4 separate regions of the Homo sapiens genome follow, and all the other regions are linked to region 2. The links are chromatin contacts, found by Hi-C or POLR2A ChIA-PET in ENCODE. All regions are on one chromosome and are shown on one strand. Each heading gives the region's core, a stretch centred on a gene start or an enhancer-like site at or near the end of the contact. The rest is flanking DNA. Distances are from core to core; before and after follow the strand shown. Region 1 overlaps ZDHHC14 (zDHHC palmitoyltransferase 14). Region 2 holds the start of LINC02901 (long intergenic non-protein coding RNA 2901). Region 3 overlaps ARID1B (AT-rich interaction domain 1B). Region 4 has its middle 62 kb from the start of SNX9.

Evidence for each region. Hi-C counts contacts between places; a loop is a spot of excess contacts on that map. ChIA-PET counts read pairs that join two places held with the same protein, here RNA polymerase II (POLR2A). Pooled maps may share reads with other maps.
Region 1: a pooled map shows a loop between it and region 2 (9-fold over the local background). The contact joins the enhancer-like site here to the promoter of LINC02901 in region 2. A Hi-C loop is called at or near these places in 2 of 37 single-sample maps with no recorded cell type and 2 of 50 pooled maps. POLR2A ChIA-PET finds 5 or more read pairs at or near these places in 1 of 52 experiments (activated naive CD4-positive, alpha-beta T cell).
Region 3: a loop to region 2 is called in a map of CD8-positive, alpha-beta T cell, with 17 times the contacts of the local background. The contact joins the enhancer-like site here to the promoter of LINC02901 in region 2. A Hi-C loop is called at or near these places in 1 of 168 maps with a recorded cell type or tissue (CD8-positive, alpha-beta T cell) and 5 of 50 pooled maps. POLR2A ChIA-PET finds 5 or more read pairs at or near these places in 1 of 52 experiments (activated T-cell).
Region 4: a loop to region 2 is called in a map of CD8-positive, alpha-beta T cell, with 11 times the contacts of the local background. The contact joins the enhancer-like site here to the promoter of LINC02901 in region 2. A Hi-C loop is called at or near these places in 4 of 168 maps with a recorded cell type or tissue (B cell, CD8-positive, alpha-beta T cell and naive thymus-derived CD4-positive, alpha-beta T cell), 5 of 37 single-sample maps with no recorded cell type and 12 of 50 pooled maps.

Annotation. Positions count from the first base shown.
Region 1 is chr6:157,559,885-157,563,041 of GRCh38, forward strand. All of the region lies in intron 2 of ZDHHC14 (zDHHC palmitoyltransferase 14), which reads left to right. Among named protein-coding and RNA genes, the nearest start is that of MIR3692, 32 kb to the left of the region's middle. RefSeq lists enhancers at 1,524-1,653, 1,931-2,904, 2,014-2,093, 2,214-2,293. Within about 2 kb of position 1,767, at least 6 of the 41 ENCODE cell types and tissues checked have a DNase peak (open chromatin) inside an H3K27ac peak, as active enhancers do.
Region 2 is chr6:158,868,064-158,871,330 of GRCh38, forward strand. It overlaps LINC02901 (long intergenic non-protein coding RNA 2901), which reads left to right and starts at 1,751. Exons shown (of 3, transcript NR_160980.1): 1 at 1,751-1,914. RefSeq lists enhancers at 725-1,397, 1,398-2,070, 1,971-2,140, 2,071-2,744 and a silencer at 1,571-1,890.
Region 3 is chr6:157,019,398-157,022,700 of GRCh38, forward strand. The region is part of intron 4 of ARID1B (AT-rich interaction domain 1B); the gene reads left to right. Among named protein-coding and RNA genes, the nearest start is that of MIR4466, 240 kb to the left of the region's middle. RefSeq lists silencers at 1,969-2,488, 2,789-2,878. Within about 2 kb of position 1,639, at least 40 of the 41 ENCODE cell types and tissues checked have a DNase peak (open chromatin) inside an H3K27ac peak, as active enhancers do; they include CD8-positive, alpha-beta T cell, where a contact is called at or near this core.
Region 4 is chr6:157,759,640-157,762,959 of GRCh38, forward strand. No RefSeq gene overlaps it. Among named protein-coding and RNA genes, the nearest start is that of SNX9, 62 kb to the right of the region's middle. RefSeq lists enhancers at 2,752-3,320, 3,181-3,320. Within about 2 kb of position 1,297, at least 10 of the 41 ENCODE cell types and tissues checked have a DNase peak (open chromatin) inside an H3K27ac peak, as active enhancers do.

The DNA of each region.
Region 1 (3,157 bases), core at 517-3,016, 1.3 Mb before region 2:
GTTGAAATAGGCCCCCATGGACAGGGCTGCAGGGAGCAAAATAGAAACCTTACTTGAAAATAAACATGAAGATGTTCATGATAGAGTTATTTATAATAGTGTAAAGGAAGTAGAAGCAATTTCTATGCATACCAGGAGGGAAATGGATACACGAATTACACTATACGTCTATGATGAATTACACTATACCTTTCCACTCATGCAGGCACAGGGTGGTGGCCAACTCAGCTCTAAAGCCAATGGCTCTAAAGTCATGCCCACGGAAAGAGGCAAGTGACTGATTCTGGAGTGAATTTTTGCTGCACTTGCTGGGGAGCAAAGCTGTCCTGGAGAAGAGCGTGTCAGCCAGGAAGCGGGGCCGACTGTTGCCACATCAGTTGCCTACACAACAGCTACAGTACACCTTCTTCAAAAGCCTGTGGGGCAGCAGGTGCCCGGCTGAAGACCACTTATCCCAGAGAGATGGCCAACCACCACGTCCTCGTGAATCACCTTTGCAATCTGCTTCTGTAAACGCCACGTTGTTAGAACGTCTTAAAATATTGATATCAAAGATATCTAATGGCTTATAAAAGTTATCCTTATACAATTTCAATGAAAATATGCAAAATACAAAATTGGATGTACATTGGGATCTTAATATATATAGGAATTATAAGGAAATATAAACAAGTTTTTTTTTGTGATTGGACTGGCAAGTAATTTTAGTTTTTTTCTCTGTACGTTTCTGATATTCCCTATGATGAGCATGTGTTACCTTTATAATTAGAAGAAAAAAAATCAGTAAATGTCATTACATAAACTCTAGCATTAATAGATATGCATTCAGCAAACATTTATTAAGCAGTACTTCTTACTCATTGCCTTGGCCTTGGCAAATCACGAATTCTCTCTAGGGGCTTTGTGTTTTCATCTGGATAATGGGATCCCACGGCCTTGCCTGACTCACAGAAGCATTATGAGGAACGGATGCATTAACCTGAAGAAGCTGTGAAAATAGCAGATTGCTTATCCAAGCACAACATTATGAGGCGTGGCGTGTCTAATCACGAACCCACTAGAACATGAGAAAGAAGAAATTGAACAAGACTGTAATGAGTTGTTTGGAATGGAAGCCCATAAGAAACTAAAACCAAAAAATAGTCAGCATTTAAATGCAGAGTGCAGAAGGACATTTCGGGGAGCCCAGGTCCTCAGAGCGTGGGGGTGTTAGCTGCCCTGTGCAAGGCGGTCCTTTATTGGAAATCGCCTCAGAGAGCATTGCTGAGTGTGGCTTCTTGCAACTACACCTGAGAACGACATTCACTCTGCTTCATTGAAAACAATCTATCCCGTGTGTGGAAGAAGCATGCCTTGCTGGGGTCAGGGCCAGGGACAAAGCTCAGAGGCCATGCTGAGTTTTCATCAAACACCTGCTGAGCAGCTGGCACGTGCCAGGACACGGTCTAGGCTGAAGGCTGCCATCGTAGTGCAGAATAGAATCCCGTGGAGGTTGGAAATGTTTACCTGCTTGCTTTTTTTCTTACCGTGTGTATTATTTTCAGTAATAAAATGTATACATATACAAGTGAGCACCTTCCCCTGGAAATTCTGACTCAGCAGGTAGAGTGTCCGACGGGCGCGCATGTGAGACCTGCTGTCCCGGCGCTCAGATACACATGGGGGACAAAAATGACAAAGCAGCCACCCTCAGTTTATAATTAGGAAACAGAAACTATACACGCACACCTGGCACAGAGCAGGTGCTCTCACCCAGACCTCTTGAATTGTTGAGTTGAATTTATTTATTTATTTGAGATGGAGTTTCACTGTTGTCACCCAGCCTGGAGTGCAGTGGCGTGATCATGGCTCACTTTAACCTCCACCTCCTGGTTTCAAGTGATTCTGCCTCCACCTCCCAAGTAGCTGGGATTATAGGTGTGCACCACCACACCCGGCTATTTTTTGTATTTTTTGTAGATAAGTGGGGTTTTCACCATGTTGGCCTCCCAAAGTGCTGGGATTACAGGTGTGAGCCACTGTGCTGGGCCCTGAATTTAAAAGTTAAACGCAGAATACATAGATGTTCTCAGAGGGTTAGATACTTTTTTTCCCTTAGTATCTGAGGTTTTTGTGGGTTCAGTGAGAAACCTGGGTGTTTATAACATATAAACAAAATGATTTCAGTTCCTCAACTCACACAGCTTTTCACAGGGAAGGGGCAGAAGATGCAGCTTGAAGGTATCCAGAAAACATGTGTGGGGCAGTCAGACGGAGCAGCTGCAGCCTGGGGGCGTAGGGGCTGTGGGGACCTGCAGTAGCCTGGTTGGCAACCATGAGAAGAGAGAGGAAGGGCCTATAAGTCAGTCCATCTGTGACCACAACACCCACAGCCCTGGGCAATGAAGGGCAGAAGTGGGGACCAGGGATGCCCAACTGGGGTTTAGCCGTGAGAACAGCTGGTGCAGCCTCAGAGAAGGCGCTGCAGAAGCTCCCAGGGTGGACGCTGGGACTCCTGGGCCAGAAGCTCTGTGAGCGTGGCGAGGGGTCTCTGCCTTGTTCCGCTGTCCCTGGCTGGCCCCTCATTTTCTGTTGGTGGGGCCAGGGCTGCTGCTGGGCTCTCCATGCGATTCTCTAGGCAGATTTGGGGTGGGGGCTCCCGAGAGGGTCTGTGAAGACTACCACTTCTCCAGGTACAGAGAGGGAGGGGACCCTAAGCTGCTGCCTCTCGCTGAGGTCAGCAGACACTCGATGAGCCACCTGAGCAGCTCATTCGCAGGCAGGTTCCAGGCCCAGTCCTGAGCTCACCACCCAGAGTCTGTTGGAGACAGGACCTGGGAATCTGCATCTAGCACAGTAATGTTTGAGAGTCACTGACTTAAAATATCCTCACATATATAGGGAGCGTTTTATGTGTGTGAAGTGTAGTGCTGTGGAGAGGGGCAGCCTCCTCAGAAAATGGAGGTTGTGTCAGCTAGGAAGCTGCTCAGGACAACGGTTCCCTCCCGCCTCCCACCGCCCCCCAAGCACCCACTGTGCCCAGGTCAAGGAAGAACCTAGAACTCCCCAACCCCACCCCTGCCCTGCAAGAGCTGTGCATTCCTGACAAGAGGCTGCCCAGGAGGTGAAAGGGAGCAAGGCGGCATGGAGGCTGGGGCCATGTGGATGTAGGGTTCAT
Region 2 (3,267 bases), core at 501-3,000:
CCAATCAGCAGGATTCTAAAAGTAGCCAGTCACGGGAAGGATTGAAAAAGAGGGCACTCTGATAGGATAGAAATGGAACATGGGTGGGGACAATAAGGGAATAAAAGCTGGCCACCCCAGCCAGCAGCGGCATCCCACTTGGGTCCTCCTCCATGCTGTGGAAGCTTTTTCGCTCTTCACAATAAACCTTGCTACTGCTCACTCTTTGGGTCCCGGCCATCTTTAAGAGCTGTAACACTCACCGCGAAGGTCTGTGGCTTCATTCTTGAAGTCACTGAGACCACGAACCCACTGGCAGGAACCAAGTCCAGACACAATGTTATGCAAGCTTTCTAGACCCTTTCTGTAAAATGGGTATAATAATAGTATCTAAGTCATGGGGATTTTGTGAGGATTAAATGAAATGCCTGTTAAGCATTTAAAATGCCTGGCACATTGAAAGTTCTTTTTGGAGACAAGTCTTGCTCTGCCGCCCAGGCTGGAGTGCAGTGACATGATCTCTGCTCACTGCAGCCTCTGCCTCCTGGGTTCAAGCAATTCGGTGCCTCAGCCCTGAGTAGCTGGGATTACAGGCATGCGCCAACACGCCCACCCAATTTTTGTATTTTTAGTAGAGATGGGGTTTCACCATGTTGGCCAGGGTGGTCTGGAACTCCTGACCTCAGGTTATCCTCCTGCCTCGACCTCCCAAAGTGCTAGGATTACAGGTGTGAACCACTGCCTTTGGGCCAAAAGTACTTAATTCTTATTGATGTCCACATTCAACAATTACTAGGTTTGTTTTTTCTGCATCCAGCTGCAAATGATCTTCAAAGTTGTGAACTCAGGAAATCTCAGAGGCGTTTATAGGCTTTCCAACCAGAGATGATATTTGTAATTCAAAGAAGTAAATAGAAATCCTTAAGAGAACCCCTTTCAAGCTAAGTTCCCATCTAATATGGAGTGGTGGCTTCGAATGATCCTTTTGGCTTATCTTTTTAAGTGTAAGAATTTTTGATGAATCACACTTCGTACCTATTTGGTCACTTTCACCAAAGTACAAAACCAGTCTGCCACCAGAAGAAATTTAATAACCTTGAGACTCAGAGAAGCAATGCTGCCTGATTGGTGGACAGCCAGACCAGTGAGGGTCAGACGTGGCTCTTCGGCTCCGGACACGGGAATGTGGTGGAAATGAGATCCTCCAGCGATTCTAAGGAGTGTTTTGTTCTTCTGGCTTAAGAGAAGGGCAGAGGACAGAACCAAGGGGAAAGAGAGACAGGCCCAGCCATTGTCTGACGTGAGGCACGATAACACATTAGAGGGCTGGTTTAGCAAAGGGCAAGGTAGAGTTGGCATTAGACGCGCTTGCAAAGGGAGGCGGGCAAGAGCTTCAAGACGCGAATGACACTTGAGCAGCCTGGGCTCACGTCTGGTAAGGTTTACGCCGCCTGTTCCCGCCATCTGGCAACTCCCTCCCAGAAGGGTGAGTTTGGTTCTTGGCAAATCCCCTTCGGACACACAAGCTCTTTTATTAAAATATAACCCCACTAACAGATTGCAGACTAGGCACAGAAGCCCCAAAGCACCCCCAGAGACCGCAGCAGTCCCGCCCCGCCGCCCCCGGATCCGCGCGGCTGCCAGAAGCTCCCCTCCCCCAGATCTTGGCCCCTCCCTGAGGCGCGCGAGCGTGTCGTCGCCCGCTCCCGGCCAATCAGGGCGCGCGACCAAAATAGCGCCATATAAAAGCTGGATGGCGGGCGCGGCCGGTGCAGAGCCTCGCGCTGGGGTGGGGTTGCGCGCGCAGGTGAGGGGGGCGGGGCCGGCGCGACCGGCGGGGCGGGGCGGACACTCCCACCGCGCACCTGCTTCTGCCTGACGTGTACCCGGAAGGTCGTCAGCTCAGGCTCCAAATATGTAACAGTGAGTTTCTAAGTGAGTCACACGGACGCGGTTGGTTTCCAGTGAGGCATAACTCATCGCTTCACTCTTCTCAACGGTTCCCTCTTCGGAAGGAAGCGCAGTCCGCAGCGTCGTCCGAGGGCGTGATCGCCTGCGTCGCACCCGCGTCTCCAGTGGCCACCCCTTGTCCTACAGGAACGCGCATCTGCTTAGCAGGCGCTGAGCCCTTGAGGAGGCCTAAAATGAATGAACGCGGCTGTGCCTCCTGAGCAGGCTCACAGTTGTGGGTGGGGGACAGAAGGGTGTCCATGCCTAAGGTCGACGGCGATAAGACAGACGTTCTTCCCAGGAGGAGATCAGTTCCAGGTGGGAGGCATTTCTAGGAGTCACCTTTCTCCGAGGAAGTGACCTGAGCTGTAGGAGGTGGAATCACAAAGGCTTTGGTGCCCTACACACCTGGGTTTTAGCCTCAGCTTGAGTCACTCACCCAGTCTGTGACGCTGAACACATCAGGAAACCTCAAACTTTCCCCATCTTTAAGATGCAGATAATAGCCGGTCACCATGGCGTGTGCTTGTAATGGCAGCTACTCGGGAGGCTGAGGCAGGAGGATCTCTTGAACCTGGGAGGTGGAGGTTGCAGTAAGCCGAGATCGTGCCACTCACTCCAGCCTGGGCAACAGAGCGAGACTCCATCTCAATAAATAAATAAATAACACTACATGACTGATAGCATATTTTTGAGGAGCATCTCTCCCCCTCCGTGCTTGGGTTTAATCCCCCCTTCCTCTCTCCCTCCCTCCCTTCCTCCCTTCTTTCTTCCTTCGTTACGTTTCTCTTCATTTCTTTTTTTCTCCATCATTCCTTCATTTTTCTTATTTTTTCCTAACTGATATAATTTACACACAATAAATCGCACAGAAATTAAGAGGACAGCTGGGTGAAGTTTTACATATGTATACACATGTCATTAGCCCCTAGGTCAAGATCTAGAACATTTCCATCACCCCAGGTTTCCAACTGCTCCTTCCGGTCAGTAGTACTTCCCCAGAGGTAACCACTATTCATTTGGACTTAAATTACCAAGTATGAGTTGTGTCTACTCTTAAACTTCATGTAATTGCAATCAAGCATTATGCTTTATTCCAAACTTGTCCAACCCGCACAGGCCACGGTTTTGAATGTGGCCCAACACAAATTTGTAAACTTTCTTAAAACATTGCGAGATTTTTTGTGACTTTATTTATTTATTTATTTTTTTGAGACAGAGTCTCTGTTGCCCAGGCTGGAGTGCAGTGGTGTGATCTCGGCTTACTGTAACCACCGCTTCCCAGGTTCAAGCGATTCTCATGCCTCAACCTCCCGAGTAGCTGAGATTACAGGCTGG
Region 3 (3,303 bases), core at 389-2,888, 1.8 Mb before region 2:
CAGACTGTCGTCATATACATGAAGAAGCTGAGGCCCAGAGATGCTAAGAAACTTGTCTAACTTCTCCAAAGCCACTGCTTGGAGGAGTTAAATTTAGTTCTGTTTAGTGTTACCTGAGTCCATGTTTCACTTCCTATTTCTCTCTAGATTTGGAGGAAAAAGCAGTTCTGAAATTGTAAAATTTCTAGCCTGGTGGCTTTTGCTTTCATTAAGGAAGGAGGGAAGAACTTGTCCATTAAATGTTGGTACTCCTGAAGGTTCTGTTTTAGGCTCTATCGTCCTTTGTGATGCCTTTTTATGATAAAACTCAGTCATCCACGCTCACTCAACTGTCATCTAATTGCCTGCGAATCCATGTTCTTTAGTCTCCTGCAACTTGTGCCATGACCTGTATTTCCTGCTGCCAGCGGGTCACCTCCGCGGATATACCACAAGCATGTCAAATTGCCGAGGACACAACCATGCCATTCATTCTTCCCACCAAGCCAAAAGAAAATCTGGGTGTATCTGGACGACTCCTGTCTTCCCCTTCATATGCAGCCATTATGTTTCTAGAGCTAGAACCATCTGAAAATCTTAAGTCCTTTAGGGTTTTTTCGCCCCCTGCCTTTCTCTTTTAGCAAAGATAAATAAAAAGTGAAACAAATTGGCACAACTTGGAGGATGAAGAAGTAGCAAAAGACAAAGCTGTTAGAGGGATAGGAGAAAGTCATTTCAGGAAGGAGGGAATAGACATAACAAGCAAATTTGCCGTTCAGGAAATGTTTTATTTAAGAAAATTAATAATATTTAGAAAATAAATTGGATGGAAATAAATTTTTAACATTCCTTCTCTGATGAAGAACTGACCTAAAATGTAGTTAGTTCTTTATTCTTGCTTTTTAACCTTGTAGATAACATCATGTTAGTCATTTACCCCCATACAAGTTGAGCACTCTGTAAGGGATGTAATTTAAACATGTCTCAAAACCAAAAACCAGTCCATGGGCAGATCTTTTTATTGCGATAATATATAACTACATAACTGTAAATTGGAACCTAAAAATATATATTTAATATGAAATTAATTTTTTTTAATTAACCCAAACTTTAACTTTTTTATAAGGGGTTGTGTTTGAATGCTTTAGCCACTAGGCATGTGTTTTTCTTTCTGATGCTGTTGGAGCTATAAATAGTAGGTAGAACTGAATGAGATGGCATCACATAAACAACAGCCTAGCTTGGTCATTTCTCCTACTCAGATCGCGAGTCAAAATATTAAACAGTGGTGGTTTCAAACTATATGTAATTTCCTCAAAATTATGCTTCTCTAATATTTTTTCCATCGCTTTTTCCTCACCAAAGATTTGTTACCTCTCCCCTTATATAACTCTTGGTCATAACTCAATAAATTATTTTTTTAAGGAGTGGTACGTGAGTTTATGCTGTACGTGGTTTCTTTGGCTGATCTACTTGAGTCCTTAATTTTCTTACAAAAAGTAACCTGGAACTTATGGCTAGAAACGATACATTCTTACAATATTAATGGCCGAAGGAACGTTACTTCTTTGCAGAATTCGATAAAGAAATGAGAAATTCGGGGACCCGGAAACTTTTAGCGCTTGCCCTGAACAGCGGCCCGGAATCTCCCGCCCACCCGTCCCTGCCCGGATGCCTGCGCGGCGGCGGCGTCCTTCCCTCCTCGGCTGCGCTTTTACTCTTGGTCAGGGCCCGCTTGAGAGAGGGGGATTTTAGAGAGAGGGTGTGAAGGACGCAGGACCGCTTTCAGGCCGCCAGCTCTCAGGCCTCGCTTTCCGGTCCTCACTGCGCGTCCACACCTCGCCTTGGTTTCTTTTGTTTTATTCAAGCCCCGGCCCCGCGGTACAGCGGGGAGACTCGCCCGCGCCCACGGAAGAAGCCGAGCTCCTCCGAAGGGAGAACCAGTGATTCCACGGACCCCGGAATCCCCCGGGAGTGGGACCACCAGGCAGCGGGCGGAATTAACCCTGCCGCGGAGGCGCTGGGCGAGGATGAGGGCGGCGAGCGCGGAGGGGACCGAGTCACACAGCAGCCCGGCGGCCTCTGCCGGCAGGCCCCGCTCGCTCCTTTCGGCCCGACCCGGGCGGGGGTTCCGGTGCCGCCCTCCCTACCCCGCACGTAGGCTCGTGGGGGCGGGGACAGGGGGACGAAAACAACCGCGTCCTCAGCCTGACTGAACAGGCTCGGACTCCTCCGACGGCGCCGCGCCGCGCACAGATGAGCCTTTGTGGGACCCCGCGGAAGGAGGCGCCGGCCGCAGCCACATTCCTTTCCGGGCAAGCGCGGCCGCCGCCTGCAGGCACCGTCCGCCCCGCGCGCCCGCAGGCTCCTCCTGGAGGCGGGAGGCGGCGGCCGCTCGCACAGCGTGTTTTCTAAAGTTTCTGCTGACACAGCTTCGCGTACACATGAGCCGGCGCGGCCAGACTCACGCAGGCACCGAGTGTTTCCCCTGCGCCGTCTCGCGCCGCCGCCCCGCTACCTCGCCGCGCGCCCCTAACCTCTGCGTCCCGCGTGGCGCGCCCAGCGCTTAAGGTTTTATTTTTCCCCTACTTCCTTTGGTGCATCTCTTTCCCCCTCTCAAAACCACCACCCAAACTTAAAGGCTGGATGAGTTGGAACCCGTTCGCGTAATTAAAACGAGTGGCTGACGGTGGAAAAGCCAGGAACTACAGACGAAGGACGCCAGCAGGGCCGCGGAGCCCAGGCCGCCAAGAACAGGGCGGGGAGGCGGGGCGGGGCCGCGGAAGGGGGCGAGGTGGAGGGGCGGGGCCGGCGGGAGGTGGGCGGGGCGAGGCTGGCAGGCCGCCGCCATTGGCTGTTACCCGACGCACCGAGGCTGGGCGGCTTAGCCAGGCACTTGGATTCTATTTGTGTAATAGCTGCTTCTTGGAGCCAAGTGCATGCTCATCAACCTTCCTTGCTGGGAAAACCAACTCACAGCATTTTTTAAAAGCCGAGAAACGCCTAGGCTTGTAAAGTTTCATCTCCTGCCTGTGCTTTCCTGTTCTTAATTAAATGCTGAAGAGTCTTGTCGGGATATTACTTTTCATCCTGTCTCTGCCATGGAGACTTTGGGATCACTGGGTGGTCTCTTGGTCACTTGCAGGTGTTTTAGGTAGGATGTTGCAATCTGCAATCTAGGAACATTTGACGACTTTTTCAAGTAAGCTAAACAACACATGAAACTATAGTAGATTAACCAAGACATGCATTTAATCCAACTAGTAGCAATCAGCGACGGCCACTTTGGTTTTACACTTTTTGTTCACTCTGTGAACTATATAA
Region 4 (3,320 bases), core at 47-2,546, 1.1 Mb before region 2:
ATGATCATGCCACTGCACTCTAGCCTGGGCAACAGAGGGAGACCCTGTCTCCAAATAAATATAGAAATAAATAAGAAAAATAAATAAAAGTTTAATGATATAAACTTACAAATTGAATAGATTATACTAAAAACAAAAGTAATAAACACTTAAAGCTCATCACTTCCTAGTGATCTACACTTTACTATTACCTATGCCATCAAAGTTTGTTTTTTTTGTTTGTTTGTTTGTTTTTTGTTTTCTTTTTTAGATGGAGTCTTGCTGTGTTTCCCAGCTGGAGTACAGTGGTGTGAACTTGGCTCACTGCAACTTCCACCTCCCAGGTTCAAGCAATTCCCCTGCCTCAGCCTCCCGAGTAGCTGGGACTACAGGCGTGCACCACCACACTGGCTAATTTTTTTTATCTTTTTTTCAGTAGAGATGGGGTTTCACCATGTTGGCCAGGATGGTCTCAATCTCCTGACCTCGTGATCTGCCCACCTTGGCCTCCCAAAATGCTGGGATTACAGGCGTGAGCCACCACGCCCGGGCCATCAAGGTTATTTACATCTGCGTGTCTGAGTGGAGGAAGCATTATATAACCCTGTTCTGCTGCACATCTCTTTCCACCTCTGCGTTCAGTGACTTCTTACTGACAGCTGGAAATTGGCCATGGGGGCAGTATTTACACCACAGAAATTGGCAAATGTACATTTCAGGACTCTTCTTCCAGAGAGCCTGTTGTGCACATTTACTAGCACACCATTAAAACCAGGCCACAGGGTGTCACCATCCACATTTCTCCCCCAGAGAGTGTCCAAAGGTTCAAATCGCAAAGTAGGGAGCTCAAGTCTGAGCCAGAGTGGCCTCTATCTCAATCAGTCTGGTGAGGCTGGTATAGCAGAGCTGGGGTGACAGCCAAGCGTTTAGACAAGGACAGTTCTTAGCCTCAGGAGATGCCAGTGTCACAGCTTCAGATAGCTCTCTGTCCAGGTGCAGGTGCAGGACCAGCCAGTGAGGGTACAGAGGATATGGGGACTGGGAGGAAGTAGTTTCCGGTTGCCTGACCTGACATTCAGGGCTGGATTTGAGGCCCAGAAGAAATCTAGGATCAGGGCAGACGCCAGCTGGTGGCCTGGTCACCTACACTGGCCTGGGTGGGGACAGGGAGTTGCACAGACTGACTCCCTTCCTACTCCCTCATGGAGAAGGGTCTTCAACACCTTTGCAGGTCCTTCCCATTGCCCCAGGCCTGGCTGATGCAAGCAGGTAGGGAGCGAGAGGGCAGGCTGGGGAAGGCAGTGTCTGGCAACACAGCCGGGGGAAAAGAGATTTATTTTACAACAACAACAAGAAGACTAATAAAAATAATTTTGAAAAAATCTGATGGATAACATGAATCACCCTCGTATGAATCACTAGTTACACTTGGTGGTGTACCAAGGAGAAGGAGAGAGCTGTGGGAGTCAGGGTGCATTGTCTGCAGAGAATTTAAAAATAGGAAGAAAAACACTGCAGTGGTCTGCTTTCTATTATCGCCATGTGTGGCGATTGTAAACAATGGCAGACCCACCCCCACACCACTGGTTACACCCCAGACATGCATTTTTGCCTGTGTTCTAGGTAATCAGTTGATTGTATTAGAACAGCTGACACATTCTTCTTTAGTTCCTTTTTGTGGCATTAGTTTCATAGAATCACTTATTTTGGGGGAATTGGAGGCATGTCTTGTTTTTCCATTCAGACAACAACATGTATCAAGCGGTCTATGATGTGCTGTCTGTCAGTTGCACTTGGAGTTCAAGAGCATTCTTAAAGACGCAATTTGTGTTTTGGAAAAATGGGTAGAGAGCCTTGTTTTGTGTGTGCGGTCAAATAAGTCAGAAGTTGGTTATGAGTCACCACTCTCCTGCTAGTCTAGCATTGTACCCTGCACAGCAAAAAGGGGTTGTAAGCATTAAAAGGGGGCTTTTGAAAAAGCACAGGATATGGAAAGGCGGCCTAGAAGCAAGTTCTGGTGCACGTGAACCGTGTGACCTCAGAAGCCGCATCCCACTGAGCTGTTCTGAGCCTCGGTTTCTCCATTGGTAGAATGGGGCTAATAGTACCTGACCAGCTGTTCCCAGGCTACCGCCAAGGGCCCGTGGAAGCAGGTGCAGGAAGGGATGACGCACACGTGAGCTCTTAAGACAGCTTCAGTTCCTCAGGATTCAAGAAGGGGGAAGGAGAGCCCAGGGCCAGCACATCTGGGGAGGTTCAATATAGATTTAGGTCTGGAATTTCCATTTTCACTGCAGATATGTTGTGCTGAGAAAAGTTCGAGGGCATCAGAATGAAAATTGGAACTTGAGAAACTGGATGAACGTCGCAGCAGGAAGGGAGCCGGGCTGGAGCTCTCTGGAGTGGGGCGCACCGCAGGGAGCACGGCCAGAAGATGGGAGAGGTCACAGGTGGGGCCGTGCCTCTCACAAGCTCAGGGTGCCCTGTGGGGCCGGGAGGGGCAGAGTACAAGCTCAGGGTGCCCTGTGGGGCCGGGAGGGGCAGAGTAGGTCTAGAAGCCGCTCTGGGGGCAGTGCCCCCACCATCACCTGCCAACTGGCAGATCTGATTGTAGCCAGAAGCCTCTTCTCTTTTCACTGGGTTCGTTGCAGTTTTCAAGCGTGCAGTTCCTTCTATGAAGGAAGGTGGTAGAAAGCCTATGAATCCCACCAAAGCTTCCAAAGCAGATGGCCCTGTGGCCTATTTCTGGTTCATTGCTGTAGGGGAGGAAAGATAATTTTTTCTTCGGCTCTCATAAATTCTTAGTTGGAATGTACCCCTGTAACAAAAGACAGGTTAACAGGAGAAAAACAAAAAGAAGTTTAGTATCATGTATATTTAATATGCACATGGAACAAACAGAAGTTTAGTATCATGTGTATTTAATATGCACATGGAAGATACCAGGGAGAGATGCCTTTGAATTCCAGCTTAGACAGTATCTTCAACAAAGAACAGCTAATATTTAGAGAAGTGACAAGGAAAAGGAAAAGGAAAAGGACTCTGAAGAGTGTCCCGGAGCCCGCTGTGGCTAGGGAGGATGCAGTGGGGGTTGGGGGAAGTATTTTTTAAAATATTTTAAAAATAAAAGCAGAAAAGGATTTCGAGTCTCTAGGGGGCAGCAACTTGGGGAGAAGCAAACAACTGGCAGAGGAAGGCTGCTCGGTGAGGCTTGCCCATGTGGGTTCCTCCAGTACCATCTCCAGGCTGACAGGGTTTGAAATTGTCTTCCGTGGTTAACCTTTGTTCTCCCTGGTGGAAGGGGGACAGGACACCTTTTGTCTTTGTGCCCCGCTTTAGGC